Regions from separate parts of the Mus musculus genome. Here region 2 is linked to region 1. A link is a loop called in an ENCODE intact Hi-C map of the cell type or tissue named here. Cell type or tissue: left cerebral cortex. All regions are shown on one strand.

Evidence for each region. A loop is a pair of places that touch in the nucleus more often than their neighbours do. Peaks named below come from ENCODE experiments on the same cell type or tissue, not always from the same donor. Only the 100,000 strongest peaks of a DNase experiment are listed, where the experiment ranks them.
Region 2: it touches region 1 in a loop (2.2-fold over the local background); 2 of 42 quality-filtered maps call a loop at or near these places.

Annotation. Positions count from the first base shown.
Region 1 is chr11:113,416,868-113,419,367 of GRCm38, reverse strand. The region is part of intron 5 of Slc39a11 (solute carrier family 39 (metal ion transporter), member 11); the gene reads left to right. Among named protein-coding and RNA genes, the nearest start is that of Gm42094, 24 kb to the right of the region's middle. In left cerebral cortex, a CTCF peak has its summit at 1,248 (motif pointing right); DNase peaks (open chromatin) are centred at 182 and 1,355; H3K27ac peaks cover 368 bases.
Region 2 is chr11:113,349,442-113,351,941 of GRCm38, reverse strand. All of the region lies in intron 6 of Slc39a11 (solute carrier family 39 (metal ion transporter), member 11), which reads left to right. The region is part of intron 1 of Gm51926 (a long non-coding RNA gene); the gene reads right to left. Among named protein-coding and RNA genes, the nearest start is that of Gm51926, 10 kb to the right of the region's middle. In left cerebral cortex, a CTCF peak has its summit at 1,167 (motif pointing right); no DNase peak of the experiment used is centred here.

The DNA.
Region 1 (2,500 bases):
GAGCTGGTATTTTAATGACCATTTTTCCCCCCTATTCTATATTTGCCGTAATCTGGGCAAGCGGGTACACAAATAACCACAATTTGTAAATTGCGCCTGACATATTTTCTGCTCTTTGAATTCCGTGAGTGCCTGCAGTATAATTAGAAATAAGCAATCTTTTACATCAGTAATAGGAAAAGGGACGTGGTTTCTGCATGCAAATAAGACGTTACCTAAACAGAAAATTACAGCTGCAAAGCGGACTGTCGTCACCAAGGAAGAAAGGGGACTGTTGAAGGCGGTGGGGACGGCTGCCAGCTTTGCAAGCTGACATCTTCCTCTGATGTCTGCTCACCTGCTGAGTTGCACAGGTGGACAGAAGAGGCTCAGATGATGCAAGACCCTAAGGAGAAATGCATTGGGCTTCCCTGGTGGGCCTAGACAGTGGGCTGAACAGACCCACCTAATATACAGGTCCTCAGCCTAATATACAGTTCTCTGTGTGTGTGTGTGTGTGTGTGTGTGTGTGTGTGTGTGTGTGTGTGTGTGCGTGCGCGCGTGCGTGCGTGTGTGCGCGTGTGTGCGTATGTGGAAGCCAGAGGTCAACCTCAGGTATCATTCCTCAGGAGCTGTCCATCTTGATCAATCTTTTTTGTGTATATATGCATATGTGATGTGGTGTGTGTGTGTGTGTGTGTGTGCGCGCGCGCGTGCGCGAGCGTGTGTGTTCATAAAGGTGCTTGTGTATGTATATTTGCATGCATGTGGAGGCTAGAGGCTGATGTCTGGTATCTTCCACTATTCTCTCTGTCCTGTCTTTTGAGGCTGAATCTCTCACTGAACCCAGAGCTCACTGACTGAGTGGACCTGGACTGGCCAGCAAGTTCTTGGGGATCTACCTGTCTCCATCCCCTGTGTTACAGGGTTATGGGCATATGTGACTCACCTAGCTCTTATGTGGGTGCCAGGAATCTGAATCCATAGGATTATATGGTAGTCACTTTACTCAATGGAGCCATCTCCCTACCCATTAATTTAAAATTTTAATATATATATATATATATATATATATATATATATATATACATACATACATATATGTGTGTGTATATATTATGTATGTATGCATGCATATATATATATATACATATGTGCGTGTGTTATATAATGTGCATGAGTATTTTGCCCATATGTATACCACGTATGATCAGTGCCCATAGAGGCCAGCAGAGGGCATCAGATCTCTTGGACCTAGAGTTACACGTGTCTGTAGGCTTCCATGCAGATGCTGAGAGCTGCACCCAGGTCCTCTATGAGAGCAACAGATGCTCTGAAGCACTGGGCCATCTTTCAGTCCCTACCTTTACCTTGTTTCGGGTGAGAGGGCCTCTTACTGGCCTAGAACTCACTAAGAAGGCAGTGCCAGCCAATCAGTGAACATCAGGGACCTGCCTGACTTGGTCTCTTCTGTGATGGGGATTGCATGTTGCCATACCTAGCTTTTGAATATTGATCATACTCAGATTCCCATGCTGGGACAGCAAGCCCTTTAACCACTGAGCCGTCCTCCCAGCTCTGCTCAGCCCCTCCCCACATGGGTCCATATTGGAAAAGGAAGGAAGAGTTTTCAATGGTCTGACCCTTTTTTAATTTCAATTAAGTTTGTTTGTGTCATTCATTCTTTCATTCATTCATTCATTCCTGCAATGAGTGATTCTTTTCTGTGACCTAAACTACTGAGCTGCTGTTCAGATAAGACATTCAGTTCTATGGGGGGGAGCTTTTGAGCAGAGACCTGAATGATATAAGGGAGGTTGTCAGGAGAATGTCTTCAGAGAGAGTGTGGGGGTCAGAGGGAGCACCCCACAGAGAAGGACCTCAGACTCAAAACGCATCAGTGAGACAGCCAGACCTGAGAGATGGTTGATGTATCTAAGGGATAATCAACACGCCAGTGTCTGCCACCTGGGGGCTATGAGTAGACAGAAAAGAAAGTAGGAGAAGATTCCAGAAGAGCAGACAGCAGCATGGCCAGGGAGGATGTTGGGATGTCAGGAGAGGCTGGTCTCCTGGGAGCCACAGGGGAGGTGTGTTCAGAGTCTGTGGCAGAGGACTTAATAGACAGCTGCCGTGCAGAGAGAGTGTGTGCGCAGTGAGATCTGGGGAGGGACCAATGGGTTAGGCTGGCTGGAGACTGCTGTTGACCCTGGCTAGAGTATCCACGGTGGGATGGTGATGGGGAAAAGCTAGTTAGAGTGGGTCAGAGAGAGAATGAGAGATTTGAAAGTGAAGACAAGGGAAGTAGGAGGCTCTACCAGGGAGTGTCTGTTGGAAGGACACTGGGAGGACAGAGCAATGGCGGCTGTGACACTCATGGGAGGACAGAGCAATGGTCTCTGTGACACTCATGGGAGGACAGAGCAAGAGGATGACAACAGAACTATGATCTCATAGAACTGAGCCACAGGAATGAGAGGGACTGAGAAATCGGTGACCGGAGAACTGCGGGGGCAGCATA
Region 2 (2,500 bases), 67 kb after region 1:
GGATAGCACTCTTCACACACCTAGACGCCTGCCTCTCAGCCCTGGCATTACAGGGTTCAGAGAAAGTGTGCCCCTTCAGCTTTAAGGAGATCCTTTGTGAAGCTTCAAAAAGAAAAGAAAACAACGAACAAACAAACAAACAAACAAGCAAACGCCAAATCCTCTCATCTGCCCTAGCCTACTGTCCTAGTATACCAAACACAGTGGGGGTGACATCCAGGAGAATAAACCCCAAGTGTGTGTGCATGTGTTTGTGTGTGTGTCTGTCTTGCCTCCGTGGCTTTATATTCTTTGCTCTCTGTGGTTCACCTCTTCTTTCCCTCCCACCCAAGGGTCCCTCAGCAGTTAGCATCATGGGTTTTCTGAGCCCCCCTGTCCCTGCCCCTCACTTCTCTCCTACCTCGCAGAACATCCATCCATGAGTGACCACACAGAACACAGTCAACTTCTGCCCCTCTGACATGTCCAGGGCTGCTTTGGAGAAGTAGCAGGATTGCTCAGCCAAGTCGGGGGTAACTTGAAACACAGCATGGGAAGCACACGGCTGCTGGCCGATGTGGGGATGAGGGTGTCGGAGGAGCAGGGAGGAGAGAACTCGGGTAGGGGTGTGAGTAGTATGGGTCCTGAGGGGGTAGGACACTGAGGTACATCAGATGCCCCCAATGCAAAGGTTTCTAATTAAAAGGGAGAAAACAAAGGGGTCTCCTCTCCAGGGACCCAAGACACAGACTCTAAATACCTGGCTAAGTGTCTCTGCCAAGTTGTCCTTCAGACATGCCTTTTCTGTCCCCATCATCTGTGTCCCATTGTCCTTCAGACATGCCTTTTCTGTCCCCACCATCTGTGTCCCATTGCAGATAATGTCCTGATCTTCACTCAGGTGTTCTGGGCTAGAACACCTTACTGTTGTCATGGTGCCTCCACCATCTGTCACTACCCTCCATTTTTATCAAATACCAAGCATACTGGTCCTACTTCACCACATCCACTCTCCAGTCTCTTCTGGCCCGCTGCCTTGTCTCAATAGCCCCGCCCAAACACCCTGCACTCTGTCCCCAGACTAAATTCTTTTACATTTTTTTTTGATATTTCATTTTAATCCTATGTGTATAGGTGGTTTTGCCCTCTTGTATGTATGTACACTGTGTGCATGCAGTGCCCATAAAGGCCAGAAGAGGGCATCGGATCATCTGAAACTGGAGATGCAGATGGTTGTGAGGCACCATGTAGGTACTAGTCACAGAACCCAGGTCCAATGGGTGAGCACCGGTGATCTTAGCCACTGGGCAATCTCTCCAGTCCCCAACCTCATTTCTTAAAAGAGAAATCTTTTTTTTTTTCCTGCTGATCACCACCTCTCAGAGGAAAGAAGAAACAGTATTTCAAATTCTGACACCTCACCTCTTAGCTCCCGTGCCCTTGATCTCTTCTGGTCCGCTTGCCTGGAGACATATTATTTGAGATTTCCCCATCGGCGTAGGAAAGTCCTGATGTCTCTGTACATTCAACAACACCTGGCATTGTCTGTGTTTTCCTAGTGTGCGCGATATGCATTCAGGTAGTTTTGACTTGATTTCCGTGATAATAATAGAGAATAGTTCCTATGTTAGGTACCACAGACCCTCATGGATCTCTGCCTGAACACATGCAACCTCTCCCACAATTCCTGGGTGCACGTTACAATAGCATATAACATGTAGTCACAGATCCGCAGACTCTTGATGTGATTCCTCTTCCAGAGACTCACCCCGCCCCAGGGGAGGAGGAGAGTGACCTCTGGCTTGTTTAGAAGCAGGATCTGAATCCTTCCCTAGAGGGAGTGTGGACTGTATAGACCTGGAGAACTTGGATTCCCTTGTGCTTTTGTTTTACATGGAGAGCTCCCAGAGCATCAAATAATCCTTCCTGCACCCAACGGCTTGGCACTCTCTCCTCCTCCCTCCTTCCTTACCCAGAATCCCATGCATGCACTTCTAAGTTCAGAGATTGCCACGTTCTTCAGCCTTTCATTCATCTTCTGGGGGATGCGGGGGGCGGGGGGGGGGCACCCTTGCTTTTTCATGCGTGTTATGAAGTCCTCTGTGACAACTTCAGGAAGTCAGACTCTGGCCAATGTGGATGAAGTGGCACTTGTGTGACATTAGCCAACCTGGAGGCCCAGAATGGACAAAGTGGCACTTGTGTGACATTAGCAATCCTGGAAGTTTCTGGGCTCTCTGATTAGACATGACCACTTGCCTCTGAGCTGCAGCCTCAGTGCTCCCCACTGGCATGTCTTAGTCGGGGAATCTGCTGTCTAAGAATGACTTTAAGAATGCACGGAGGCGGAAGTGATTTAAGGACTGAAATGGAGTTCAGGAAGCTACCCCGTGACTTGGAGGTGGTGGGAAGGAGGCAGGTGAAAAGGACGTACAGGCCCATGTGCAGCTCAGGGACACCTCTCTGACCGTGTTCTTCACTTTAAAGACAGCAGGGTTTGTGTTTGACTGCTGTGGACGAA